Regions from separate parts of the Homo sapiens genome. Here region 1 is linked to region 2. A link is a loop called in an ENCODE intact Hi-C map of the cell type or tissue named here. Cell type or tissue: dorsolateral prefrontal cortex. All regions are shown on one strand. Each heading gives the region's core, and the rest is flanking DNA. Links, peaks and the distances in the headings are about the cores only. Region 1 overlaps SIGLEC1 (sialic acid binding Ig like lectin 1). Region 2 overlaps DDRGK1 (DDRGK domain containing 1).

Region 1 (16,975 bases), core at 3,832-11,831, 500 kb before region 2:
AAACAAAAAACAACAACAACAACAAAAACAAATAAAGGAGATGACCCAGGTCAAGGATTTAGAAGAGTGCCTGGCACATATTAAACACTTGAGGCCGGATACAGTGGCTCACACCTGTAACCCCAGTGCTTTGGGAGGCCAAGGCAGGAGAATTGCTTGAGGCAAGGAGTTCGAGACCAGCCTGGGCAACATAGTGAGACCCTGTCTCTACAAAAAAATTAAAAAACAAAAATTAGCTGGATGTGGTGGCTTGCACCTGTAGTCCCAGTTCCTCGGGAGGCTGAGGCAGGAGGATCACTTGAGCCCAGGAGTTTCAGGCTGCAGTGAGCTATGATTGTGCCTCTGCACTCCAGCTTGGCTGACTGAGCCAGATCCTCTTTCTAAAAAAATAAGAATAAAACACTTGAATACACAGAGAGAGGCTTTGGAACAAGATTTAAGGAAATGCAGTTCTTTGTGTTGTTGGCCTCTTGCTTACAAACTGGGTAACTATTTTCAGAGCTAGTTTGATGCTGCCTTTGGCCCCCTCCCACTAGGTAGTTGGTCCCTTACCAATAGCTTCCACAGGCCACTAAAGCTAGCAGTGGGGTACCCATGACCCTGTGTGTGGAGCTCATCCCAAATAGAGCAGGAGCAATGGACAGCATTGGGAAGCAGAAAACTACAGCTGGTGGGGTAGGCTGGACGCTGGCCAAGCGTCACATGATCAGCTCTCAATGGGCATAGGAATGCATCAGGCGCAGGGGGCGGGAAAGGGACGGACATGGGCAGACAGAGCATGCCCTGGGTGAGGATTGAAGGGGACTGCTGTTTTATCTGGGCATACTTCCTTAGGACTGAGCTTTTAAAGGGGGGCAAGAAGAAGTGTGCCATCCTCTGCCCTCCCCAAGCACCTTACCCAATACCCCCTACTGTGACTTGCAGATGCCCCCAAGGGTGTGAAGATCCTCCTCAGCCCCTCGGGGAGGAACATCCTTCCAGGTGAGCTGGTCACACTCACCTGCCAGGTGAACAGCAGCTACCCTGCAGTCAGTTCCATTAAGTGGCTCAAGGATGGGGTACGCCTCCAAACCAAGACTGGTGTGCTGCACCTGCCCCAGGCAGCCTGGAGCGATGCTGGCGTCTACACCTGCCAAGCTGAGAACGGCGTGGGCTCTTTGGTCTCACCCCCCATCAGCCTCCACATCTTCAGTGAGTTCTTGGGAAGGTTGCGTATTGGCCAGAGAATAGGGAGGAGCTCAGGCCTCAGGGACGGAGGGGAGACAGGGCAGGGCAGGGCCAGCAACTGGCATAACCCAGTGCTTCCTGGATGCAGGTGTGGAGTCCCAGCCCTGCCTTACCATGAGACAGGTGACAATACCCCCACGAAGGGTGGGGTGTCAGGGGGATCCTGGTGAGCAGGACAAAGAGATGCAGAGCACTCCAGGAGGCTCCCCTGTAGCAGCAGGCGGGTGGTGTAGGATGTGCAGAGATTGAGGCTGATTGGCTGAGACCCGGGGACTGTATGGGGCTGGGGCTGGAAGTTGGCTGGGACCCCCCAGCACTCCCTATGCTGCCCTTGCAGTGGCTGAGGTCCAGGTGAGCCCAGCAGGTCCCATCCTGGAGAACCAGACAGTGACACTAGTCTGCAACACACCCAATGAGGCACCCAGTGATCTCCGCTACAGCTGGTACAAGAACCATGTCCTGCTGGAGGATGCCCACTCCCATACCCTCCGGCTGCACTTGGCCACTAGGGCTGATACTGGCTTCTACTTCTGTGAGGTGCAGAACGTCCATGGCAGCGAGCGCTCGGGCCCTGTCAGCGTGGTAGTCAACCGTAAGAGGCCAGGGTGGGGTGGCACTGGACACAGTCAGAGCAGGACCAGATGGTGGAGCCCCAAGGAAGGGTTGGGGTCCTGGGCATGGGAACTTCAAGGCCACTTACCTGGAGGTGGCCTTGAGCTCATGTCCCAGCTCTGCACACCTGGGCAATGCTTTGACCTCCCTAGTTCCCTCCTATTTTATATTTGGAAGTTTAAACTTATGAAAAGTTGCAGAGAAAGACAAATAATGATTATATACCTTTAACCTAGATTTCCCATTTATTAACATTTTGGCACATTTGCTTAATCTTTCTCGCTGTCTACACAGACACACACACGCACATACATACATATAAATGTATGGATATAGACTTGCATATATACAGGTGCACTTGTGTGTATGCACATCCACTCTATGTGGACATGTGCACTTATACATATATGGACACTCTATATACATATGCATATGTTATTTATGTATCTACCTACATATTTATATTCCTGAAGTTGCAGACATGAGGCTTCTTTACCGCTAAATTCCTAAGATCATTCTCTTACATATCCACAATGCAATGATCATGATCAGGAAAATTAGCATTGATAGAAGACTTTTTTTTTTTTTTGAGATGGAGTCTCACTGTGTTGCCCAGGCTGGAGTGCAATGGTGCTATCTTGGCTCACTGCAATGTCCGCCTCTGGGGCTCAAGCGATTCTCCTCCTGCCTCAGCCTCCTGAGTAGCTGGGATTACAGGCACCCACCATCCTGCCTGGCTAATTTTTGTGTTTTTGTAGAGACAGGGTTTCACCATGTTGGCCAGGATGGTCTTGAACTCCTGACCTCACGTGATCCACCTACCTCGGCCTCCCAAAGTACTGGGATTACAGGTATGAGCCACTACACCTGGCTGATAGAAGACTGTTATCTAAGCTATAATCTATATTCACATTTTACCAGTGGACCTAATACTGTCTTTTGTAGCCATTTTTTTTCTGGTCCAGAATACAATCACAGTTCACATATTGCATTGGGTCGTTGCGTCTCTTCATTCTCCGTTAGTCTGAGACTGTTCCTCAGTCTTTCCTTGTCATTCTTGACATTGAAACTTGCAGAGTGCAGGCCTGCTGTTCTGAGGAGGTCCCTCACTCCACATTTGCCTGACTTGAATGGCCTGAGACCATGCCCTCTGGGTGGGAAGGCCGCGGACATGCTGCTCTGCCCTGTCAGGAGGCACTCTGTGTCAGCTTGTCCCATTGCTGATGATGCTCACTTTGGTCACCTGGCTGAGGTGCTGTCCCTCACCAGGTCTCTCTATTAGTTTTCTCATCTTTGAAGTGGGGCTTTTATCCCCACTTGCAGGGTGGCCTTGAACACTGACTGGGACAACAGAGTGACGTACCCAGCCCAGCCAAGGACAAAAGTGTATTCAGCAGGCACTCAGGCACTTTGGGATCACCCCCTTCTCACAGGGCAGTGTGGGACAAAGCGGTGCAGAGGTCACGGGTTGTATCAGGGTATCCAGGGAATGCCCTTGTCTGAGGGTGACAGGCCCACCTCTCGTCTCCACACAGACCCGCCTCTCACTCCAGTCCTGACAGCCTTCCTGGAGACCCAGGCGGGACTTGTGGGCATCCTTCACTGCTCTGTGGTCAGTGAGCCCCTGGCCACACTGGTGCTGTCACATGGGGGTCATATCCTGGCCTCCACCTCCGGGGACAGTGATCACAGCCCACGCTTCAGTGGTACCTCTGGTCCCAACTCCCTGCGCCTGGAGATCCGAGACCTGGAGGAAACTGACAGTGGGGAGTACAAGTGCTCAGCCACCAACTCCCTTGGAAATGCAACCTCCACCCTGGACTTCCATGCCAATGGTAAGATGGGCACTGGCAGCCAGGGAGAGTGGAGGGAGCCTGAGGAGGAGCCTGCTCCAGTCTGTTCCTTCTAGAAGTCTAGTGGACTCAACCGCAGGACTGAGCTAACTGGCTACGCCACATAAAAGACAGGGGCTGTGCAGTGACCCAACGGCAGAGCTTCCTGGAAGTCAAGGGAAAAAGGGAAACACAACAGGTCACATCATTCCTTTTGCACCTACCCTGACCCTAAACTTGGAGAGTCCCTCAGAAGCATTCATTGTTTTTTAATTATGAAACTCTGGGAGCAGGCTCTATGCTAGCAGTCAGATGTGGGAAGCCAAATAGAAAAGTAGGGTCTTCTGGCTGGGCGTGGTGGCTCACTCCTGTAATCCCAGCACTTTGGGAGGCCGAGGTGGGTGGATCACGAGGTCAAGAGATCGAGACCATCCTGGCCAACATGGTGAAATCCCATCTCTACTAAAAATACAAAAATTAGCTGGGCATGGTGGTGAGTTCCTGTAGTCCCAGCTACCTGGGAGGCTAAGGCAGGAGAATCGCTTGAACCCAGGAGGTGGAAGTTGTAGTGGGCCAAGATAGCGCCACTGCACTCCAGCCTGGGTGACAAGAGTGAGACTCTGTCTCAAAAAAAAAAAAAAAAAAAAGAAAAAGAAAAAAGAAAAGTACGGTCTTCCAACTTTCGGTATGTGCACTGTCCTTCCCTCCTCCTGAGGGCATGGTAGCTAATTGATCAAGCCAGGTTTTTCTTTTTGTTTTTTGAGATAGGGTGTTGCTCTGTTGCCCAGGCCGGAGTGCAATGGTATGTTCATGGCTCACTGCAGCCTCAAACTCCTGGGCTCAAGCCATCCTCCCATCTCAGCCTCCCAAATAGCTGAGACTACGGCCCATGTCACCACACCCAGCTAATTAAAAAAAAAAAATTGTGGCCAGGCATGGTGGCTCATGCCTGTAATTCCAGCACTTTGGGAGGCCGAGGCAGGCAGATCACCTGAGGTCAGGAGCTTGAGATCAGCCTGGCCAACGTGGTGAAACCCCGTCTCCACTAAAAATACAAAAATTAGCCGGGTGTGGTGGCGCACACCTGTGGTCCCAGCTACTAGGGAGGCTGAGGCAGGATAATTGCTTGAACCTGGGAGGCAGAGGTTGTAGCGAGCTGAGATTGCGCCACTGCACTCCAGCCTGGCTGACGGAGCAAGACTCCGTCTCAAAAAAAAAAAAAAAAAAAAAAAAAAAAAGCTGGCCACAGTGGCTCACACCTGTAATCCCAGCACTTTGGGAGGCTGAGGCGGGTGGATCACCAGAGGTCGGGAGTTCGAGATCTGCCTGGCTAACATGGTGAAACCCTATCTCTACTACATGTATAACATTAGCTGGGTGTGGTGGCACACCTGTAATCCCAGCTACTTGGGAGGCTGAGGCAGGAGAATCGCTTGAACCTGGGAGGCAGAGGTTGCAGTGAGCCAGGATCACACCACTGCACTCCAGCCTGGGAGACAGAGTGAGACTCAGTCTCAAAAAAAAAAAATTGTTTGAGATGGAGTCTCACTATGTTGCCTAGGCTGGTCTGGAACTCCTGGCCTCAAACGATCCTTCTGCCTCAGTCTCCCAAAGTGCTAAGATTACAGGCATGAGCTACCATGCCCAGCCAAGCCAGGTGTTGGACATAAGCCTGGGCTCTGGCTCTGAATCTTCAACCATGCTGCAGCCATCTACTACCAATAGATCTGATTTGGCATTAAAGGGCAAACCCTCCTGATGCACCACAAAGCCCAGAGCTACCTACAGTAGTGTGGGGAAAGGAGAACCCTGGAAGGCTTTCTATATAGGGCAGCATGTGGGGTTGAGAGGAGGGACCCTTCCCAGCCTCTTCCTCTCCCCGCAGCCGCCCGTCTCCTCATCAGCCCGGCAGCCGAGGTGGTGGAAGGACAGGCAGTGACACTGAGCTGCAGAAGCGGCCTAAGCCCCACACCTGATGCCCGCTTCTCCTGGTACCTGAATGGAGCCCTGCTTCACGAGGGTCCCGGCAGCAGCCTCCTGCTCCCCGCGGCCTCCAGCACTGACGCCGGCTCATACCACTGCCGGGCCCGGGACGGCCACAGTGCCAGTGGCCCCTCTTCGCCAGCTGTTCTCACTGTGCTCTGTGAGCAGCCACCACCTGTTGCAGCCTCCTGCCGGGACCCACCAGCCACCCCACCTCCTCTAGGCCCCCCAGCCCTGTCCTGCCCTGCCCCACGGTCTATATCGGGAGGGCTGGGTCACAGACCTGGCCACAGTGGGTCTTTCCATGTGGGGCTGAAGTTTAGGAAATGAGGCTGGGGCCTTCTCTACCTCCCCATGTCTTTACCCTCCAATGCCAGCCCTGTGGGCTCCTCTGTCCCAGCCTCAAGCTCAGCATGGGCACCACATCCATGCTTTGTCCTCATGGGTGAGCCCTGGGACACCACACTCCTCTATTTGTGCACATGCCCCACAGGCTGTGCTGGGCTCCCATAGACACCAAGGCAAAGCCCCTCAGCACAGGGACAGACAGCCCCTCTGCATCCGCCAAGCGGGGAGGCTCCGTGTAAGACCAAGGGCCTGATTCCAGAGGCTTCCCCTGACACATGTGTGCCGGAGCCACGTCCCGGAACTGTCAGAGGGCAGCTGCCTCTGCAAAGTTTTCTGGTGTCTGAGTGAGATCACATGGGGGCCTTGGCTGATTGCTCTCTTTTGGCCAACTGTCTCCAGAAGCCTTCAGGAAGAGGCCATTCTATGCATTCGCTAGTATCACAGGAGCTGGCTTGGAGATCACAGATAAGCTGCAGGGCAGATCTTGAGGGGAGGCTCCGTGGTAAGGCATTGGGTGCAGGGTGGGAGCAGACAGCATGACCCCCAGGGATTGCTAGGTGGGCACCCTGCTCAGCAGCAGATGGGACTTATGCAAGGTGGCAGCCAGCCCATACAGCACCTTTGTCTGAGCTAGAAAATGGTGCTCCTTCTTCTGGGAAGACTCAGTAGGCATCAGGGCACAGCTTAGCTTGAGGAGCATGAGCCTAGCTTGAGTTCCACCCACCCTGGTCTGGCTGCCCTTGTGCAGTGCACAGTCTGCACAGCTGCTTGGGGCAGCCTTCGGGATCTGCCTTTGTCCAGTGTATTCTGGGAGCCTAGCCAGGCTTGTGGGGCCCTGGAGCATCCGTGGGATGAGTGCCCATGTTCTTCCTCCCTGCAGACCCCCCTCGACAACCAACATTCACCACCAGGCTGGACCTTGATGCCGCTGGGGCCGGGGCTGGACGGCGAGGCCTCCTTTTGTGCCGTGTGGACAGCGACCCCCCCGCCAGGCTGCAGCTGCTCCACAAGGACCGTGTTGTGGCCACTTCCCTGCCATCAGGGGGTGGCTGCAGCACCTGTGGGGGCTGTTCCCCACGCATGAAGGTCACCAAAGCCCCCAACTTGCTGCGTGTGGAGATTCACAACCCTTTGCTGGAAGAGGAGGGCTTGTACCTCTGTGAGGCCAGCAATGCCCTGGGCAACGCCTCCACCTCAGCCACCTTCAATGGCCAGGGTGAGTCAGGCAGGGAATGGGTGGCCTGGGGGCAGGGGCTGGAGCTCTGGACTGTTCTGCTCCGAGGAGGATCTAATCAGGCAAAACCACTCTGTGCAGCAGTGGGGGCCCTTCGCTGCCCTCCTCCACATTCAGGAAGAGCGGAGCTGCTCCTTCCCATGATCTCTGTTCAGGCCGGGGATAGGCAACACAGCTGGTCTCTGAGGAAGGACTCCCCAGCTGGGACAGTTGGGCTGCCTTGTCCTCCTTCCCTGTACTGCAACCCTCTCTGCCCAGGGCCCCCACAGTCCCCAGGGCCCACTTCTCCTAGGCTGCCCTGTGAGCTAGCTTGCTTTTCTCCCCAACCCTGTGGGCACCCCAGGGGGCCTCCTTCCTGCTCCTTCCAGGCTGGGCGGCTGGACCCCTGGCTCCTGGGGGCCGGGGGTGGTCAGTAAGCTGTGCCGCCTGCTCTCCAGCCACTGTCCTGGCCATTGCACCATCACACACACTTCAGGAGGGCACAGAAGCCAACTTGACTTGCAACGTGAGCCGGGAAGCTGCTGGCAGCCCTGCTAACTTCTCCTGGTTCCGAAATGGGGTGCTGTGGGCCCAGGGTCCCCTGGAGACCGTGACACTGCTGCCCGTGGCCAGAACTGATGCTGCCCTTTACGCCTGCCGCATCCTGACTGAGGCTGGTGCCCAGCTCTCCACTCCCGTGCTCCTGAGTGTACTCTGTGGGTGACTGGCATGGGCAGCCTGGGGACTTGGAGGGTGGAGGGGTGGTCTGGGGAGAAGCAGGGGCCGGGCTGGGGTTTGGGGAGGAAAGAGCATGGCTTAGGCTGTGTGTGTGGCAGGAGGTGGGGGACATAGTGTGGCAGTTGTAATGTGGTGAGCTAGGCTGGGTGGCCTCAGCTCCCTCTGTTCCTGCAGATCCCCCGGACCGTCCAAAGCTGTCAGCCCTCCTAGACATGGGCCAGGGCCACATGGCTCTGTTCATCTGCACTGTGGACAGCCGCCCCCTGGCCTTGCTGGCCTTGTTCCATGGGGAGCACCTCCTGGCCACCAGCCTGGGTCCCCAGGTCCCATCCCATGGTCGGTTCCAGGCTAAAGCTGAGGCCAACTCCCTGAAGTTAGAGGTCCGAGAACTGGGCCTTGGGGACTCTGGCAGCTACCGCTGTGAGGCCACAAATGTTCTTGGATCATCCAACACCTCACTCTTCTTCCAGGTCCGAGGTGAGTGTCAGTCTTCTGAAGATATGGTAGACTCTGATGCCCTGGGGACTACTCTGGTCAGACTTTGGGCTGGGTGCTGTGAATTTTGTGCAGAAATATGTCTTTTTCAGTCCTGGTAAGGGCAGTTTCCAGCCAGCAGAAGGCCTCCCTTTGCCTCCAGCTAGATATTTTCACCTGTAATAACTGCAGCAGCCACTAGGAGGCAATGGCAATTCACAGAGTGGCTTGCTTGGTGGGAGCACTTTCTGAAATAACTTGTTTTGTGATCATATAATTTTGTTACATAGTAAACATTCTCATACATATGTATATTTATATTATGCATATATGTTTATGTATGAGTATATACACATACAAATATACATTATGTGTATTCTTATGCATAATATATTCATATTCTTTATTTATATACACATACGTGTGTGTGTGTGTGTGTGTGTGTGTTTGTGTGTGTGTATATATATAGTCTCTATAAAAATCCTCCCTCAGGCCGGGCACCATGGCTCATGCCTGTAATCCCAGCACTTTGGGAGGCTGAGGCGGGCGGATCACTTGAGGTCAGGAGTTCAAGACCAGCCTGGCCAACACTCTACTAAAAATACAAAAATTAGCTAGGTGTGGTGGTGGGCATTTGTAATCCCAGTTACTCGGGAGGCTAAGGCAGGCGAATCGTTTGAACCTGGGAGATGGAGGTTGCAGTGAGCCAAAATTGTACTTCACTCTAGCCTGGATGACAGAGTGAGACTCTGTCTTAAAAAAAAAAAAATTCTCCCTAAACAAATAAACCAGGAAAAAGGAAAGATAATGCCCATAATGCGAAGGTCAAAGGAACATGAGTGTTTCTTCCACCACGGTGACCGACAGCACCAATTTTGGGACATTTACTTTGAGCCTTGGTTCTGTGTATCTTTTCTTACTTAGCATACCTATTTCGCAGGAAGAAATTGAAGGTTTGAGTTTTAGGAGCTTTTCCCCAGTTGCATGACCCTGCTAGCTGTGGTCTCAGGCATGGTCTGTGTTCTTGCTTAGCATTCCAGCTGTCCCTCCATCTCACTCCCTGCAACCTGGGGTTCTCCTGCTTCACACCCAGGGGCCACTGAGGAGCTGCCCTTTGCCTGGTCCCCAGGTCCTGTGCTCTTGTGGCCTGGAGTCTGGATGCAGGGCTGGCCTGGCGAGAGCGCTCAAGATAACATAGCTGCTAACATTCCCTTCCAAGCCCTCGGTCACCCATGCTGAGTCCAGATCCTAGTTAGGACAATGGCCCCGGGATGATCTAAATCCCTCCCTTTTCAGTACTTTATGGGTTGAACCAACATTTGTCAGGAGCTAACACATGCAGGCACAGTGCCTGGAACTGGGGTTACAGGTCACACAAGTCCAGTGCCCATAAGGCTTACGCTTTGGTAGGCGAGATATGACTGACACAGTAAAACCATCCCACCAGGTGGTGGGAGGTAAATGCCAGGATGGAGCCTGTGCAGGAGAGTGGGGAGCAGGAGGGGCCAAGGCATAGGGCTGAGTGGGCCCTGGCGGTGGTCTGGAAGGGGCTGCGGCTCCAGCACATGGGGTTGGGTTGTGTAGTCCTAGGTGGACACGCACATGGTCCCAGACTGTGAGAGGTGTGGTGGAGAGCCCTCACCTGCTCTTGGTTTTCCCCTGCAGGAGCCTGGGTCCAGGTGTCACCATCACCTGAGCTCCAAGAGGGCCAGGCTGTGGTCCTGAGCTGCCAGGTACACACAGGAGTCCCAGAGGGGACCTCATATCGTTGGTATCGGGATGGCCAGCCCCTCCAGGAGTCGACCTCGGCCACGCTCCGCTTTGCAGCCATAACTTTGACACAAGCTGGGGCCTATCATTGCCAAGCCCAGGCCCCAGGCTCAGCCACCACGAGCCTAGCTGCACCCATCAGCCTCCACGTGTCCTGTAAGGACTTTTGTCCCATCCAGGTGTGGGGGAAGGAATGCAGTCCCCCAGTCCTGGGCTGTGTCACATGACAGAGCCCTGGATGAGGGACCCCCCTGGCTGGGTCCTGACCACTCCCCACCCTGTGTAGATGCCCCACGCCACGTCACACTCACTACCCTGATGGACACAGGCCCTGGACGACTGGGCCTCCTCCTGTGCCGTGTGGACAGTGACCCTCCGGCCCAGCTGCGGCTGCTCCACGGGGATCGCCTTGTGGCCTCCACCCTACAAGGTGTGGGGGGACCCGAAGGCAGCTCTCCCAGGCTGCATGTGGCTGTGGCCCCCAACACACTGCGTCTGGAGATCCACGGGGCTATGCTGGAGGATGAGGGTGTCTATATCTGTGAGGCCTCCAACACCCTGGGCCAGGCCTCGGCCTCAGCTGACTTCGACGCTCAAGGTCAGTGTGTGTGTGTGTGTGTGTGTGTGTGTGTGTGTGTGTGTGTCCTTTAAAAGAGGAGAGGAGGTGGGACAGGGTTCTAGAAGCCTGGGGGCACGGGAATAGTCCCCATTCCCACCCTTCCTAACGATGGTGGACTCCAGACTTGAGTTTCTTAGGAGAACCTTTTATAAACACCAAATTTTACAAGTATGCCCAGTGGATAAAACTAAACAGGGAATTTCAGGAGAAAGTGCAGCAGGGGAGGGGAGGTCTGTGGTCTCCCCATTTGCCCCCAGCCAGGGTCAGGGAGGGGCTCAGGGCTTTCCAGGACTCTGTGGAACTCTACTTGGGACCACTCAGGAGCCAGTGGGCTATTCCCAAGCTTGACTTCTAAGCCACATTTATAGGTGGGCCACCCAAGGCTCCCAAAGGCCAAGGGGCTCCCCAGCAGTAGGAGTAGCTCACCCACATGGAGACAGGTGGCCTGCTGTACACAGCCTCAAGACCCTCACTGGTGTCCTGTGCCCTCCCTCTCCCCAGCTGTGAATGTGCAGGTGTGGCCCGGGGCTACCGTGCGGGAGGGGCAGCTGGTGAACCTGACCTGCCTTGTGTGGACCACTCACCCGGCCCAGCTCACCTACACATGGTACCAGGATGGGCAGCAGCGCCTGGATGCCCACTCCATCCCCCTGCCCAACGTCACAGTCAGGGATGCCACCTCCTACCGCTGCGGTGTGGGCCCCCCTGGTCGGGCACCCCGCCTCTCCAGACCTATCACCTTGGACGTCCTCTGTGAGTCTGGCTGGATGCAGGGTGGGACTCACAGGAATGACAGAAGCCCACAGGGATCACGGCATGGCCGGAACCCGACAGGTGTCCAGTGGGGAACTCGGTACCCAGTAGCTAGTGGAGCACTGGGCAAGGAGCATTAAGAGTAGGGGGCGCTGGGGTGAGTCCTGTCTGGGCAGAGGAGCAGTGCCTCAGACTGGGTGGTTGGGAGCCATAGGGGTGGGGAGCCAGGGCCCTCCTGAGTTTGAATGCCACCTGCAAACTGGCCTCCTGCAGGCTGCTGCCTGTGACTCCGTGTAAGCCTCTCATGCCCTGCAGACGCGCCCCGCAACCTGCGCCTGACCTACCTCCTGGAGAGCCATGGCGGGCAGCTGGCCCTGGTACTGTGCACTGTGGACAGCCGCCCGCCCGCCCAGCTGGCCCTCAGCCACGCCGGTCGCCTCTTGGCCTCCTCGACAGCAGCCTCTGTCCCCAACACCCTGCGCCTGGAGCTGCGAGGGCCACAGCCCAGGGATGAGGGTTTCTACAGCTGCTCTGCCCGCAGCCCTCTGGGCCAGGCCAACACGTCCCTGGAGCTGCGGCTGGAGGGTAAGGCAGGGCCTAGGCCAAGCCCACTGGGATGGAAGCCCACTGTGGTGTCCGGCTGGGCCCGGCTGATCCTGGCCTCCTTGGCACAGGTGTGCGGGTGATCCTGGCTCCGGAGGCTGCCGTGCCTGAAGGTGCCCCCATCACAGTGACCTGTGCGGACCCTGCTGCCCACGCACCCACACTCTATACTTGGTACCACAACGGTCGTTGGCTGCAGGAGGGTCCAGCTGCCTCACTCTCATTCCTGGTGGCCACGCGGGCTCATGCAGGCGCCTACTCTTGCCAGGCCCAGGATGCCCAGGGCACCCGCAGCTCCCGTCCTGCTGCCCTGCAAGTCCTCTGTGAGCAGAGGGTCCTTGGCCAGGGCTGCCCAGGAGGAGGGTGGTGGAGGGTGCTTCTGGGCTCTGGTGGGAGTGGGCAAAGGACTGCAGTGGGCCCAGGAATGGGCAGTTGGGGAAAGAGGACATAGGTGCTAGAGAAAGAGACAGTCCTATAAGCCCTGCCTGGAGCACTCTGCCCACAGGACTCCTGGGAAGGTGTCACTTCTAGGAAGTGGCCATTGGTCCAGAGGCCTCAGCCTGACCAACCCCAGGCAGCTAGGCAATGAGCAGTACAGGGTGCCTAAGCAAGGTCCCCATCTGTGCCCTGCCTGCCCACAGATGCCCCTCAGGACGCTGTCCTGTCCTCCTTCCGGGACTCCAGGGCCAGATCCATGGCTGTGATACAGTGCACTGTGGACAGTGAGCCACCTGCTGAGCTGGCCCTATCTCATGATGGCAAGGTGCTGGCCACGAGCAGCGGGGTCCACAGCTTGGCATCAGGGACAGGCCATGTCCAGGTGGCCCGAAACGCCCTACGGCTGCAGGTGCAAGATGTGCCTGCAGGTGATGACACCTATGTTTGCACAGCCCAAAACTTGCTGGGCTCAATCAGCACCATCGGGCGGTTGCAGGTAGAAGGTGAGTGGAAGAGAGGGGAGGAGGAGGGGCTCTGATGCTCTCAGGTCCAAGTCCACGAGAGGGGCTGGAGCTCCCACTAGAGCGGGCTGTCTGGTCTGAGAAAGCTCTGCCTTGAGAAGCCTAATCTGGTGGAGGGGGCACAGCTCCCACTGGAGGGGGCATGGTTCCACCTTGGAAAGCCCTATACCAAGTCAGACTGAGACCTTCCCACAATGTGCAGAGGCCCCTCAGAGGTCCCACCCAGAGGCTCCAGCCCCCAAGGCCTACAGATCCCCAATCATCTCTCTATCCTCCGCCCGCAGGTGCACGCGTGGTGGCAGAGCCTGGCCTGGACGTGCCTGAGGGCGCTGCCCTGAACCTCAGCTGCCGCCTCCTGGGTGGCCCTGGGCCTGTGGGCAACTCCACCTTTGCATGGTTCTGGAATGACCGGCGGCTGCACGCGGAGCCTGTGCCCACTCTCGCCTTCACCCACGTGGCTCGTGCTCAAGCTGGGATGTACCACTGCCTGGCTGAGCTCCCCACTGGGGCTGCTGCCTCTGCTCCAGTCATGCTCCGTGTGCTCTGTGAGTGTGAACCCCCTCCTCCGCCTTAGTCTCCCCACATCTCACACGCCCACCTCAGTTCTTCCTCCTCTTCTGTCTGCCAAGAGTGAAGGCTTCACGGATATTGAGTCCTGGGTTGGAATCCTGGCTCTCCCGCTGTCTGGTTGGGTGACCTTGTAAAATGGGGAATACATCATTCGCCTCATCCTGCAAGTTGTATAAGAAATAAATGGCTGGTGCAGGGGCTTATGCCTGTAATCCCAGCACTTTGAGAGGCTGAGGTGGGCGGATCACTTGAGGTCAGGAGTTCAAGACTAGCCTGGTCAATATGGCGAAACTCCGTCTCTACTAAAAATACAAGAATTAGCACGGCATGAAGGCACACACCTGTAATCCCAGCTATTCAGGAGGCTGAGGCAGGAGACTCACTTGAGCCTGGGAGGTGGAGGTTGCAGTGAGCCAAGATCACCACAACGCACTCCAGCCTGGGTGACAGACTGAGACTCTGTCTCAAGAAAAAAAAAAAAAAAAGAAAAGAAAAGAAGAGAAAAAACCAAAAGAAATAAAGCGTGCTGAGTGTGTCTGGCACACGATAAGCCCTCATCAGTCTTGGTCTCCCACTCCAGCCTTCACCAAGGCCTACACTGTATCAGTCAGCTATTGCTATTGACCACAACAAAACTTACTGCTTCAAACAAAAGTCATGTTATCTGCTCAATTCTGTGGGCTGGGCTCAGCTGGGGAGTTCTTCTGTTGTTCACACCTCATGTGGCTGCAGTTGCCCAGTGGTCTCAGATGACTGCACGCTCCTGGCTGCCAGTTGGGCCACATGTGCCCAGCAGGCTGGCCTGGGCTTCCCACATTGTTGTGTTCCAACAAGTAGAGCAGAAGCTACAAGGCCTCTTGAGGTCTGGCTCTGAAGTTGCACAACATCACTTCTTTCTTCAATTGGTCAAACTGAGTCACAGATTCAAGGAGTGAGGAAATAGGTTCTGCCTCTTAATGGGAGGAGCAGCAAAGTCACTGTGCATGGGTACAGGGAGGGAGAAATTTGTGGTCATTGTCTGCAATCACCACACTCCCTTCCTCCCCACAGACCCTCCCAAGACGCCCACCATGATGGTCTTCGTGGAGCCTGAGGGTGGCCTCCGGGGCATCCTGGATTGCCGAGTGGACAGCGAGCCGCTCGCCAGCCTGACTCTCCACCTTGGCAGTCGACTGGTGGCCTCCAGTCAGCCCCAGGGTGCTCCTGCAGAGCCACACATCCATGTCCTGGCTTCCCCCAATGCCCTGAGGGTGGACATCGAGGCGCTGAGGCCCAGCGACCAAGGGGAATACATCTGTTCTGCCTCAAATGTCCTGGGCTCTGCCTCTACCTCCACCTACTTTGGGGTCAGAGGTGAGGGGAGGGGGCTCCATCTCCCAGGCCACTCTGCACAAAAGCCCAGCTCTTAGGCCCAAAGGCTTCCTTCCCTGTATCCCTCCTGCTGCAGCATGATTTGCCTGTCGACTCTAAACTGATTGCTCGGGGCACCCTTGTGTGGAGAGCTTCAGCGATAAAGCAAAAGTTAGAAGGTGTCATCTTGGGTGGGTCCCCTTGGAAGGAAGCACTGGGGGCCTGCAGCTGTGGCTGCTCTGAGTCCCGCTCTGTGTTCCAGCCCTGCACCGCCTGCATCAGTTCCAGCAGCTGCTCTGGGTCCTGGGACTGCTGGTGGGCCTCCTGCTCCTGCTGTTGGGCCTGGGGGCCTGCTACACCTGGAGGTGGGTCTGGAGCTGGGAGTGGGCCAGAAGATTGGGGTAAGGCAGCCCACCTCGTCTTCTCCCCAAATTCCCCCAGGTCCTTTAGGACCTCCTATTAAGTTCACAGGCTGCCTACTTCCCAGACTGCCCCTCCAAATTGGAAATCCCTTCTAGAATTGTCCCTAAATCCTCCTTGCTGTAGTTTCCTTCTTTCCTCCTCTCTGCCCTGGCTGTGCTAAAGCAAGGGCTAGGGAGGAAGACAGAGGAAGCACCCACTCTCCATGAGGTTCCCACGCTCTTGTGGTCTGGAGCCAGCCTGTGGGGAGCGGGAGAGGAATGGGGGCAGGAGGTGGGGAGGGGAGAGGCTCTCTGAGTCCACTCCGGGCCTTGCAGAAGGAGGCGTGTTTGTAAGCAGAGCATGGGCGAGAATTCGGTGGAGATGGCTTTTCAGAAAGAGACCACGCAGGTATCCATTCAACACACACGGGCAGATATAATACCCAGCTAACCCACAGTGCCAACTGGCATCTGGAGACTGCTGTCATTTAGAGGATGGTGCCTGGGACCAAGGGGAGGTTGGGGAGAGTGTGCAGGGAACCAGGAGCCCCTCAGGAGATAGGAGAGCCCTGTTCTGCTCGGGGCAGAGGGAATCCCTGTGTCAGCTGGCGGCTGGCTTAGAGGACTAGGGGAGACTTTCTGGACTTGGCAGCATCCCCTCCATTTCCAAGACACGTATGTTCTGACTCCCCCACCTTTGTTCTGAGGCCTCTTCCCCACTCCCAAGCCTGCCCGTCACCTGGGCAGAAGTGAAAGTCAGTTTCTCCTCCCCTGTGGTGTGTCCCTTCTGCAGCTGATTCACCTGGTAGGCCAGGGCTCCAAGTCACACTTCCAGCCATGCACACTCCCACCAATCCTCTTGGGACCCCACCTGAGGCTGGGGGCCTGGGGGCCTGCCCTGGCTCCCAGAGGCCTCCTGTGACCAGGGTTTTCTCTGTGGGAAGCTCATTGATCCTGATGCAGCCACATGTGAGACCTCAACCTGTGCCCCACCCCTGGGCTGACCAGTGGTGTTGCCTGCCCTCCGGAGGAGAAAGTGGCCAGAATCTGTGATGACTCCAGCCTATGAATGTGAATGAGGCAGTGTTGAGTCCTGCCCGCCTCTACGAAAACAGCTCTGTGACATCTGACTTTTTATGACCTGGCCCCAAGCCTCTTGCCCCCCCAAAAATGGGTGGTGAGAGGTCTGCCCAGGAGGGTGTTGACCCTGGAGGACACTGAAGAGCACTGAGCTGATCTCGCTCTCTCTTCTCTGGATCTCCTCCCTTCTCTCCATTTCTCCCTCAAAGGAAGCCCTGCCCTTTCACATCCTTCTCCTCGAAAGTCACCCTGGACTTTGGTTGGATTGCAGCATCCTGCATCCTCAGAGGCTCACCAAGGCATTCTGTATTCAACAGAGTATCAGTCAGCCTGCTCTAACAAGAGACCAAATACAGTGACTTCAACATGATAGAATTTTATTTTTCTCTCCCACGCTAGTCTGGCTGTTACGATGGTTTATGATGTTGGGGCTCAGGATCCTT
Region 2 (12,401 bases), core at 1-8,000:
AGTCCTGGGCAAGTAGTTTGTAGAAGGTCCCTTAATTTGAGTTTGGTTGATGTTTTTCTCATGGTTAGACTGGGGTTATGGATCTGACTGAAGAAGACAATAAGTGAAGTTCCATCTTCAATGCAACATACCAAATATGCAAGTTATCCGCTTCACTTGTCCCTAATGTTGTTAACCTTGGTCGCCTGGCTGCGGTTTTGTTTGCCAGCTTTCTCCACTGTAATGTGACTGTTTTTTTCCCCTCTTCCCGTATTTCTTTGGAAAGAAGTCACTGTGCACAGCCCACACTTAAGGGTTGGGGAGTTAGAGTTCTTACATAAATTATATGGAAATCTCTTACAGGAGATATGTCTCTCCTTCCCTATTCATTAAATATTCATGCAGTCTTTTTTTTTTTTTTTTTTTTTTCTGAGATGGAGTCTCACTCTGTCATCCAGGCTGGAGTCCAGTGGCGCAATCTGGGCTCACTGCAACCTCCGCTTCCCAGGTTCAAGCGATTCTGCTGCCTCAGCCTCTCGAGTAGCTGGGATTACAGGCACCCGCCACCACACCCAGCTAATTTTTGTATTTTTAGTAGAGACGAGGTTTCACCATGTTGGCCAGGATGGTCTTGAACTCCTGACCTCAGGTGATCCGCCTGCCTCAGCCTCCCAAAGTGGTGGGATTACCAGCGTGAGCCACCGTGCCCGACCAGCCATTTTTTTTATATTTGTATAGACTCATGAGTATTTATTTTGTACTTTGTGTTATAATCCAGTAACGTTATTTATTACGTTGTTGAGATTGTTCCAGCTTTGACCATTGGGAGCCCTTTCAGTTGGCTCCTGTGTACCTTTAACACACACTCGTTTTGTTTTTTGAGCACTTAGTTTCTGGCACTGCAAGATGCCCCAGACTCATCTTGTATATTACTTGCCTCAGCTTTAGCTTTCTGATTCTTGTTTTTGTTTTTGAGATGGAGTCTCGCTCTGTCCCCCAGGCTGGAGTGCAGTGGCACAGTCTCGGCTCACTGCAAGCTCTGCCTCCCAGGTTCACGCCATTCTCCTGCCTCAGCCTCCCGAGTAGCTGGGACTACAGGCGCCCACCACCACGCCCGGCTAATTTTTTTTTTGTATTTTTAGTGGAGACAGGGTTTCACCGTGTTAGCCAGGATGGTCTCGATCTCCTGACCTCGTGATCCGCCCGCCTTGGCCTCCCAAAGTGCTGGGATTACAGGCGTGAGCCACCACGCCCGGCTAGCTTTCCATTTAAAAATTTTTCTGAGTGCTCTGGAAAATGTGTTGGGTTGAGGGAGGCTGTTTTACCAGGCAGTAGTGGTGATGGAGCAACATAGACAGACCAGGGAGTTTTCTGGAAGTTAGAGAAAGAAGGGGTCAATAGGACCTCATTTCTGACCAGTTGGCTGTGTTAATTCACAGAGCCAGGGACCTAGGAGGAGGTCTAAACGTAGAAGAGTAGGTCCCAGGGTCTGTCTGCTGCCTGTGAGATGGCCCAGTAGCTGTGTCACATGGACCGTTGTGTGTTTGGGAGAAGAGATTCGGGTGGGGCTACAAGTGTGGTAGTCACTGGCAAGGAAGGGGTTGATGCTTTGGGCATGGGCGAGGTGGCCCAGAGAATGTGGAGGAGAGAGAAGAGGCAGGGCTGAATGATGAAGGAGGCGGGAAGAATGGCCCAAGGAGCAGGAGGAAATCCAGGAGAGGGTGGGATCTGGAAGCCAAGGGAGGAAAGAAGGATCACTGAGAGGACAGACATATGAGACCTGAAGGTTGTACCTTGAGTTTGGTGAGTGGAGGGCATGGGTGAGACTGTGGCAGGAGTTGTTTCATAGAACTGGGAACACAGAAGCCAGACTGGAGTGGGCTGACTGGGTGAGTGGGTGGTGAGGAAATGCAGGGTTCACATTTGCTTATGAGGTGTGGACATGACGGGGTATGCTTGGTGAGTTACACAAGGAGAGGATGGGGCAGGTGATTGGAGGGTATTGTAGAGTGGGGTCATGGCAGGGTTTTCAACAGATTTTTGCTAAGATCCCCTGAGCACGGAGGGCGGGAGAAGGGGCTGAGCAGCATTTGTCCAGGTGATGATGAAACCGATGACAAGAGGGGCCTCGGCCCATGGTTCAGCTTGGGGGAATGGAGAAATGGGGGTCCTGAAGGAGCTCTGTCTCTGAGAAAAGGCTGGGCTATATGCTCTGGTGTCCTGCAGGGGTAGCAGCAACCAGAACAGGTGCCTGCCCTGTTCTGCCCCCGATACCTGACTTTTGCCTCCTATGTCCACAGGAGGAGGAGGAGAGGAAGGCCCGCGAGGAGCAGGCCCAGCGGGAGCATGAGGAGTACCTGAAACTGAAGGAGGCCTTTGTGGTGGAGGAGGAAGGCGTAGGAGAGACCATGACTGAGGAACAGGTGGGCCTGCTGCCCCTGGGAAGCCCCTCTCTGCACCCATCAGTGCAGCCTGTGCCAGACGCAAGGCTAGCCACCCCATCCCAGACGCCCCTGGCCAGGCAGTGAGAGGTGGGTGGGCATCAGTACCAGCAGGCTTTAGTGGCCAGAGGCCTTGTCCTCAGCAGAGGCTGGTGCCTCCGAAACTCTCACCCTGGAAGGCTCTGCTGCTTGTGTAGGCAAGCGGTATGTGCAGGTGGTTGGGCGGGCCAAAGGCAGGCTGCAGGCAGGTGGCCCTCAAGTGAGCAGGTGGTACTTGGGTGAATGGGTACAGAACCCTGTGGGCTTGCTAGGGGGTGCTCACCCTGATTTCTCTGCTTCTCTAGTCCCAGAGCTTCCTGACAGAGTTCATCAACTACATCAAGGTAAGAAGCCACTGAACAGAGCCTGAGTGTCAGCTCCCTGCCTGGCATGTGCAGGTTGGATGCCTCCAGCGGGGGCTGCAGGCAGGGCATTCAGGCTCATGCAGGAGTGGACAGGGGGGCCCAGAGGGGCAGAGCCGCAGGGTCCTGGCCAGGAGAGTTTCTCTCCCTCCAACCCCGAAGGTGGAGAAGGACCTGGGTCTGTGTGGGAGGCGCAAGCCTTTGATCACTTCCTCACACTCAGTTTGACAGTTTCCCTGCTCTTCAGACCCCACGCTCAGTGAGTCAGTGTGTTTTCAAGTCTCTTCACATGTGTTTTCTGTCAGTTCTGTCACACTGAGGCTCCACTGAGTTGAAACAAGCATCCTCTGCCATGTGCTCCTGACTGGGAACTTGGGTCTTTCAGGGGGAACAGGATGGTGTTTCCTTTGGAGTTTAGGGTGGGGCGGCAGTGTGTCCCCTTCTGTCCGCAGCCACTGCGCAGGCCGCCTCGATGCTGCTCCAGGTTGCATAAGCACATCCTACTTTGCTTTGCTGCTAAGCAACTTCTCTCCCACGAAGGATGCCATGAGGGGAGAGGTTTTCAAGTGCAACTCAGAGGTGCAGAGGCGGCTGAGGGAAGGAGTGCAGAGGGAGCGGGGGCGGTGGTGGGGGTGCTACCAGGGGCTGCCAAGGACCCAGGGCTTGCATAATCCTCCCGCCACCTCTCCTGAAAGAGAGCAGGGTTTAGACGCCTGCCAGCAGCGAGGGGCTGGGCTCACAGCCTTGAGTCTGGGGTTCTTAAGTGGGGGAAATGCTGGCAGCTTTGAGAGGGTCCTGTCTGTTCAGGCTGTGTGCACTCCCCTCTCATGGAGCCCTCTCTCTACCCTGGCACACTTGATTAGGGGCTGTGGCCGGGCAGGTTATTTCTCACACTTGCCTGCTGCTGTTTGGAACTTGTCCCCACCTACCCAGTAGGCAGTAAGATGGTCCTGAAGCCCCTCCCCAGGAAGCCTTCCCAGGTGGAATTAGAGGAGGGGGTCAGCTTCAACATCCCCCTTTACTCTGCAGAAACCAGAAGAAAGGTCCCCAGTTCTAGCCCTCACTTTTGGTGGCTCCCTGGAGGTAACTATTCTCTGGGAGTTCTCCAAACTCTTTTGGAGCTTAGAAGTTTTTCCAGCTTGTCCGGGCATGGTGGCTCACGCCTGCAATCCCAGCACTTTGAGAGGCCGAGGCGGGCAGATCACTTGAGGTCAGGAGTTTGAGACTAGCCTGGGCAACATGCTGAAACCCCATCTCTGCTAAAAATACAAAAATTAGCCAGGCATGGTGGTGCACACCTGTAGTCCCAGCTACTCAGGAGGCTGAGGCAGGAGAATCACTTGAACCCAGGAGGTGGAGGTTGCAGTGAGGCAAGATGGTGCCACTGCACTCCAGCCTGGGCGACAGAGTGAGACTCTGTCTCAAAAAAAAAAGAAAAAAAGTTTTTCCAGCCTGTGCTGGCTAATTCTTCTAGAGCTGCTGTCTTGCAAGGAAAAGGAGGACTTCTGAAATTCAGTCTGTCTGCTTTCCTCCTTGCTCCAAGGGGATAGACCTTTTTTGCCTTAAGATTTCAGAACTGGAGGAACATGCCTGCACCCAGCATCGTTTATGAGAGGTGTAGGGTTCACTCGATCTTGTTCCATTCTCCTGTCTGACCATGGCTGGGCTCAGGCGATCTTCCTGCCTCTGCCTCCTGAGTAGCTGAGATTGCAGGTGGGTGCCACCACACCTAGCTTGTTTTATCAAACGTGTTTTGGCCCCAGCAGCACCTCAGGCCAGGTCATCAGGGAGCACCTGGGGTGACTTCATGTTCTCGCACCACACTGTCACTGAGAGCCCGCTGCCTGATCCCTGTTTTGTAGGTAGAGACCAGCTGACCACGTCACTTTGTCCTTGCCCATCCTGACCCAGCTGCCTCTCGCTTGCCTTCTTGCTTGTACATACGGCTTTGGCATTTCAAACAAGTCACATGCTATCTGCAGTCAGGGAGGTGTCACCATGTCAGTCCTCCCCCAGCTCATTTGCGGTGGAGGATTCACAGAAATGCAAAAGAACTGCCTTTTCTCAAGTCCTGTGCTGTGTGTTGGGGTAGTGGGGGCAGGTGCCTGTGTGGACACAGCGGTGGACCCTTCGCTGCGCCCTTGGGAACTCAGGTTTCTACTGAGGGTATGAAGAAGCACTTGGAGCACAGAACGTGGCTGTGCTGGAAAGCACTCAGCGGTATTAGTGACAGTGATTTCAAGGGTGGGCTCAGTGCCTCAGATGGTATAAAGAGGATGGATAAAAAGTGTGGGTGTGTCAGGTTGTGGGGGACCAGGCCAGTGGGGCGGCCAGCGAAGGCAAGGCAGGAGTGGGCCCCCACAGCCTCTACTGAGAGACCTTGGCTTGCTCGGGCTTTTATCTGCTCTCCCTCTTGTCCATGTACTCACCTGTCTCACCAGCCGGACTGCGAGCTCCAGGGCGGGGACTATGGCTTGTTCAGCATGTGTCCCTCCTACCTTCTCAGGGCCTTGTTCTAGTAGGTCCTCAGCAAGCATAAGTCCTGGTGACAGTTATTTAAAATAGCTTTTGGTGACTCTCACCGCCTCCTTCCTCCCTATGGTGCGTCCCCTTGAACTTGTCCATGATGTTAAAAAGAGATGGCTGGATGCAGAGGATGGTGGCTGCTGTGCTCTGATTACCACTCGTGTGTCTCGGAGTCCAGGACAGGGCCCATGAGGCAGGTGGTTGTTTTGGGTAGATTCCTTCCTCGCAAGAAGGGGAATGAGAGGGTTTATGATTGTGCGGGTCTCTGTCAATGGGTGATAGTGAGTGTGTGTGTGTGTGTGTGTGTGTGTGTCAGGGGAGCAAGGCTGTCCTACAGGAGTGTGTACAGTGTTTTTCCAGCCACCGAGAACAGATCAGATCAGAATGCAAACCTGGAGGGTGCCCATGCTTAGAGGGATTTGCCCAAGCTCAGCCTCTCTTTCTTTTCCTCCTTCTTTTTGTAGCAGTCCAAGGTTGTGCTCTTGGAAGACCTGGCTTCCCAGGTGGGCCTACGCACTCAGGTAAGCCCTGGAACGTGGCCTGCTGTGTGCAGTGTGGCCAGGGGTCTGTGGCTAGCAGAGAGGACCTGCCCTAAAGATAGAGTCTTGATGCACCGTCTACCTTGTCCCCAACCAAGAGTGAGTAGTGCACAGAAGTCTCCTGGCACCCTGGGAATCCTGCATTTTTAATGGACGAACAGGCAGGAAAGAAAAAAAAAACCCAAACCCCATCACTCTGCCAGCCCCTGTGACCAAAGCAGCCCAAATCAGTTACCTTGACAACTCTCATGCACAGACTGCACCAGCCTGTGTTGCAAACATCACTGCCCCGCTTCTAACAGGAAGAGATACTCTTTTGGGGGTCTTGCAGGGCCCAGGACCAGAGCCCCTTCTACCCAGGGCCCTTCCAAAGGCAAAGCACAGAGTCACATTTGGGCGTGGCATGAGAGGGAAATAAAGAGATTTGGCTGTAGTGGGAGGGAGGTTTCAGTGCTTTTTCTGGGGACATTGGTGCCTATCTCTATTCTGAGAGTTGTTCTCCTCATAGGACACCATAAATCGCATCCAGGACCTGCTGGCTGAGGGGACTATAACAGGTGAGATGATGAGAGCCAATCACTGCAGTCCTGGCCTTGGAGAGTGTCTAGCCACAGGGGCTGCAGGGATGTGCTGCAGAGGCAGGATGACCACCCAAGATGGGGGGAGGGGTGTGCAAGGAGGGGCACTGAGTAGCTGGATGCAGTTACAAGGAGGACATGCCAGGGCCTGGAGGTGGCAGCAGTGGGAGAGGACAGGCAGGGCAGCCTGATTCGACTCTCCTAGCAGGACTGGATGCAGCCAGGAAAGTCCAGGCAGGCAGGAGGCCGGAAGGGCCCTGAGCCAGCTGTGAAGGAGTAGGTGGGCATTCTCAGGCCAGATGGGGAACGCCCAGGAGGCCTCAGCCCCACAACCTGCATGTCCCCACAGGTGTGATTGACGACCGGGGCAAGTTCATCTACATAACCCCAGAGGAACTGGCCGCCGTGGCCAACTTCATCCGACAGCGGGGCCGGGTGTCCATCGCCGAGCTTGCCCAAGCCAGCAACTCCCTCATCGCCTGGGGCCGGGAGTCCCCTGCCCAAGCCCCAGCCTGACCCCAGTCCTTCCCTCTTGGACTCAGAGTTGGTGTGGCCTACCTGGCTATACATCTTCATCCCTCCCCACCATCCTGGGGAAGTGATGGTGTGGCCAGGCAGTTATAGATTAAAGGCCTGTGAGTACTGCTGAGCTTGGTGTGGCTTGGTGTGGCAGAAGGCCTGGCCTAGGATCCTAGATAAGCAGGTGAAATTTAGGCTTCAGAATATATCCGAGAGGTGGGGAGGGTCCCTTGGAAGCTGGTGAAGTCCTGTTCTTATTATGAATCCATTCATTCAAGAAAATAGCCTGTTGCACATTTACTCTGTTTCTTTGTGCCCTGCAAGCCCTGCCCCCAAGACCTAGATAAGATCTTTCTCTTCTTTTGCCCCCACTCAAATTAGAAGTGGGGAGCCTCTTGGGCCACATCTCTGTTAACTGGGGAGGGGAGGTCTCATGGGTCTTTTTTAACTGATCAGGAGCCCTAAGTAGGGCTGAGAGCCAGCGGGGAGAAGAATTAATGAGAAGCATCAAGGATAGAGTCCTAGGGAGCATCAGCCTTTAAGAAGGAGGGCGGGGGGTCAGTGAAGGAGAGAGCCATTTGCAGGGCAGGTAGAAGGAAGGAGAGGACCTGCTTGAGCTGGCTATAATTGTGCAGTGGAGGGAGGGACATTGCTCATGTGGGAAATCACATGAATTCAGCTCTACATCCTTGACAAAAAGTTTAAATGGTGTGGGTGATTCCACCCACTGGTGGATGTGAGAACCATATGCTCAGAAGTGGGTGGGATGGGAGGGAGGTGTGTACCTCCTGGAGGGTCGGTCACTCTGGTTCCTGTTGGCTGTTCATGGCGTGAGCATCCTGCTGTGCTGAGGGTGAGGCACATGTTTAAATGTGTATTTATGCAAAGTGGTCCCTAAACAGAAGCCCCCTACTTCCTCTGGTGCCTGATGGAGGAGGCAGCTTTCTGTTCCGGCCCAGGAGGAAACTCTCCCTGGATGGTGATGGGGAAACAGTACATCAGGTTCCAGGGCAGAGCCTTCCTTAGGAGTTGCCAAGGGTGTTTTTGACTCATTGGGTGCCATAAGCATTGACTGTAGAACCTAAATTCCAAGAAAGGTATGACTCTGCTACTTCCATCAGCAACGGGTACTTGTCATCACCTGGAGCGTGAAGGGCCACATGTATTGTTTGGAAGGCCATCTGGAGCCTACATTCTAGTAGGAGAGGGAAGAAACAGATGTAGCCAACCACAGTATGAGGTGGAAACATAAAATTACAAAGGGAAAAGAAGAGAATGACTTACAGTTAGATCACTGGTCCTTAGCCTGGTTGCTCATTGGATTCACCTGGGGAGTTTTTAGTCGTCTCATGCCAGCCCCGTTGCACCCAGGACCAGTCAAATCAGAATCTGTGAGGGCATAGTCAGGGAGCATGAGTAGGAGATTCCAGTGTGCAGCCAAAGTTGAGAGCTAGGGAACAGATGGGGGTGGGGTGGAGAGGCAGGCCAACAAGTTGCAAGTAATTCAAATCTCCATTGGAAGGGGCTTCTCACAGAGCAAGGCGGCAGCTCCAGGGCTCTCTAGTCCTTTCCCTCAGCTATCCTCTGCCACTGCCATGCAGATGGCAAGATGGCCAAGGCAGCCCCTGCCCCAGCATCCCATGCTCAGGACAGTACCCAAAGGCCAGGAGTGGGAAAAGGCACATTCCTTCCTTATATCCTGGAAGCACCCAGATATTCTTCATGTCCCATGGGCTTAGTGTGGAGGAAAAAAATCTATGATCCTTTGAGCATTATTTAGTGCTCAGTTAATACATTTATTAAATGAATAGTTTATTAAAAGTAAACATTTTTCTAAATATATACGAACTACTTTCACAACTAAAAAATGAAAAAATAAAGGGAAAAATGAAAATAAAATGAAATTTAATGCTTTTTTTTTTTTTTGAGGCAGTCTCGCTCTGTTGCCCAGGCTGTAGTGATCTCGGCTTACTACAACCTCCACCACCCAGGTTCAAGCGATTCTCCTGCCTCAGCCTCCCGAGTAGCTGAGATTACAGGAGCGTGCCACCACTCCCAGCTAATTTTTGTATTTTTAGTAGAGACGGGGTTTCACTTTGTTGGCCAGGCTGATCTCGAACTCCTGACCTCAGGCAATCTGCCTGCCTCAGCCTCCCAAAGTGCTGGGATTACAAGCGTGAGCCACCGCGCCCAGCCGTAGACCAGACATAGTATTATAATGATTACATTACTGATCTGTACATGTGACACTAAAACTGATCATAAACACTTCACAAGCTCTACTTTTTTTTTTTTCTTGAGTTGGAGTCTCACTGTCACCTAGGCAGAAGTGCACTGGCGCAATCTTGGCTCACTGCAACCTCCACCTCCCACGTTCAGTGATTCTCCTGCCTCATCCTCCCAAATAGCTGGGATTAGAGGCATGCGCCACCACACCTGGCTAATTTTTGTATTTTTACTAGAGACGGGGTTTCGCCATGTTGGGCAGGCTGGTCTCAAACTCCTGACTTCAAGTGATCCCCCCGCCTCAGCCTCCCAAAGTGCTGCATTACAGGCATGAGCCACTGTGCCCAGCCTTGCTAGCTCTAATTAAATTTTATTGATTCACTTATTTAGAGAGGGAATCTCGCTCTGTCGCCCAGGCAGGGGTGCAGTGGCGCAATCTCAGCTCACTGAAACCTCCACTTCCCGAGTTCAAGTGATTCTCCTGCCTCAGCCTCCTGAATAGCTGGAATTACTGGCGCCCTCCACCATGCCTGGCTAATTTTTTGTATTTTTAGTAGAGACAGGATTTTGCCATGGTTGCCAGGTTGGTCTCAAACTCCTGACCTCAGGTGATCCGCCCACCTTGGCCTCCCAAAGTGCTGGGATTATAAGCGTGAACCCCTACACCTGGCCTTTAATTTTTATTTTTGTCTGAGGGTAGTTTTCACTTACTCTGGAGCGCCAGGGTTACCGTGATAGCTGAGGACATAGCTATGACTGATGGATGATGATTCAGAACCAAGGACTCAAGACTTCATTGTAATTCTTTTTCATTTTTACTTATTTATTTATTTATTTTTTATTTATTTTTTTTGAGATGGAGTCTTGCTCTGTCACCCAGGCTGGAGTGCAGTGGCACAATCTTGGCTCACTGCAAGCTCCGCCTCCCAGGTTCACGCCATTCTCCTGCCTCAGCCTCCCAAGTAGCTGGGACTACAGGCGCCCGCCACCACACCTGGCTAATTTTTTGTATTTTTAGTAGAGACGGGGTTTCACTGTGTTAGCCAGGATGGTCTCGATCTCCTGACCTCGTGATCTGCCCGCCTCTGCCTCCCAAAGTGCTGGGATTACAGGTGTGAGCCACCGCGCCCGGCCAATTTTTATTTATTTTATTTTTATTTTTTTGAGACAGCCTCGCACTGTCGCCCAGGCTGGAATGCAATGGCGTGATCTCGGCTCACTGCAACCTCCACCTCCCGGGTTCAAGCGATTCTCCTGCCTCAGCCTCCCAAGTAGCTGGGATTACATGTGCCCACCACCACGCCCTGCTAATTTTTTGTATTTTTAGTAGAGATGGGGTTTCACTATGTTGGCCAGGCTGGTCTTGAACTCCTGACCTCATGATCCACCCGCCTTGGCCTCCTAAAGTGCTGGGATTACAGCCATGAGCCACCACGCCCAGCCAACTTCATTGGAATTCTACCTGAGTCTTTTACTTGTTGGGTAGTCCCTTTTTCTTTTCTTTTTTTATTAGTATTGTTATTTTTTTGAGACAGTCTCACTCTGTCACTCAAGCTGGAGTGCAGTGGCGCGATCTCAGCTCACTGCAACCTCCGCCTCCAGGGTTCAAGCGATTCTGCCTCAGCCTTCCAAGTAGCTGGGACTACAGGCACATGCCACCATGCCCGGCTAATTTTTGTATTTTTAGTAGAGACGGGGTTTCACCATGTTGGCCTCCCAAAGTGCTGGGACTACAGGCACGAGCCACCGTGCCCAGCCTGGTGGTCCCTTTTTCATAGTTAGATTTTGGAACCCTTGACTCTTGGCTCCAACCAATCAGATACATTTTGATTTTTGTAACTCTCAAGCAGTGCTTGTCCTGGGTGCCTTATCTTCACAGCCCAGCCCTACACAGGTCTATTGTGATACTACTTGCGCCCTATAGAGTCCAGTAACTTCTCTTTCTTGTGGATCTTCAAGGCTTATTATTGACAAGTTCTAGATTGGAGTTATATTACACAATTTTTCAAAAAATAGTTATTTACAAGATTAACCATGAGCTGAAAATTACTGAAAAACTGGGAATGGGTACATGGAGGTTGTGCTCATTTTCTTTCTTCTTTCTGGTTTTTTTGTTTGTTTTTTTGAGACAGAGTCTTGCTCTGTTGCCCAGGCTGGAGTGCAGTGGCGTGATCTCGGCTCACTGCAAGCTCCGTCTCCCAAGTTCATGCCATTCTCCTGCCTCAGTCTTCTGCGTAGCTGGGACTACAGGCGCCCACCACCACGCTCGGCTAATTTTTTATATTTTTAGTAGAGACGCGGTGTCACTGTGTTAGCCAGGATGGTCTCAATCTCCTGACCTCATGATCCACCCGCCTCGGCCTCCCAAAGTGCTGGGATTACAGGCATGAGCCACCGCGCCTGGCCTTGTTTTTGTTTTTAGGATAAGATCTAGCTCTGTTGCCCAGGCTGGAGTACAGTGGCACGATGTCAGGTCACTGCACCTCTGCCTCCCAGGCTCAAGCCATCCTCTCACCTCAGCCTCCTGAGTAGCTGGGACTTACAGGTGTGCACCACCATGCCCGGCTAATTTTTTAACTTTTTGTAGAGATGGGGTTTTGCCATGTTGCCTAGGCTGGTCTCGAACTCATGAGCTCAAGCAATCCACCTATCTTGGCCTCCCAAAGTGTTGGGATTACAGGCATGAGCCACTGCACCCAGCCATCTATTTTCCTACATGTTTAAACTTTTCTATAACAAAACATAAAGAGTCCTAGATGGCCTTGTGTATCCTTGGCTCATGCTAAACCTCAAGAAAAGGAGCTAAAATAGCTGGGTTATGTGGAGCTAAAGTAGCTGGGTTATGTGAAGCCACCGGTAATATGGTGGCAGTTCAGTGATTCCCCCAGGCTACCACAGTGATACTGATACTGGATGCATGTTGGATTTTTGTTTTTTGAGACAGAGTCTCACTCTTGCCCAGGCTGGAGTACAGTGGTGTGATCATGGCTCACTGCTGCCTCAAACTTCTGGGCTCAAGTGATCCTCCCACCTCAGCCTTTCTAGTAGCTAGGACTACAGGAGCACTCCACCATGCCCAGCTAATATATATATATATTTTTTCTCTTTTTGGTAGAGACGGGATCTCACTATGTTGCTCATGGTAGTCTCGAACTCCTGGGCTCAAGTGATCCTCCTACCTTGGCCTCGCAA

The links. Hi-C counts contacts between places; a loop is a spot of excess contacts. Peaks named below come from ENCODE experiments on the same cell type or tissue, not always from the same donor. Only the 100,000 strongest peaks of a DNase experiment are listed, where the experiment ranks them.
Region 1: a loop joins it to region 2, with 5 times the contacts of the local background. A loop is called at or near these places in 1 of 110 quality-filtered maps.

The regions. Positions count from the first base shown.
Region 1 is chr20:3,688,041-3,705,015 of GRCh38, reverse strand. SIGLEC1 (sialic acid binding Ig like lectin 1) reads left to right here. Exons shown (of 22, transcript NM_023068.4): 5 at 925-1,191; 6 at 1,565-1,819; 7 at 3,375-3,674; 8 at 5,557-5,814; 9 at 6,883-7,218; 10 at 7,674-7,931; 11 at 8,128-8,430; 12 at 10,093-10,353; 13 at 10,484-10,795; 14 at 11,318-11,569; 15 at 11,885-12,154; 16 at 12,244-12,495; 17 at 12,814-13,113; 18 at 13,416-13,676; 4 more. The coding sequence ends at 16,456. Among named protein-coding and RNA genes, the nearest start is that of ADAM33, 15 kb to the right of the region's middle. RefSeq lists enhancers at 3,080-3,374, 6,659-7,158. In dorsolateral prefrontal cortex, for the core only: no CTCF peak of the experiment used is centred there; no DNase peak of the experiment used is centred there.
Region 2 is chr20:3,185,232-3,197,632 of GRCh38, reverse strand. It overlaps DDRGK1 (DDRGK domain containing 1), which reads left to right. Exons shown (of 9, transcript NM_023935.3): 5 at 2,280-2,402; 6 at 2,765-2,803; 7 at 5,812-5,868; 8 at 6,395-6,443; 9 at 6,814-7,283. The coding sequence ends at 6,980. Among named protein-coding and RNA genes, the nearest start is that of DDRGK1, 13 kb to the left of the region's middle. In dorsolateral prefrontal cortex, for the core only: no CTCF peak of the experiment used is centred there; a DNase peak (open chromatin) is centred at 3,352; H3K27ac peaks cover 6,582 bases.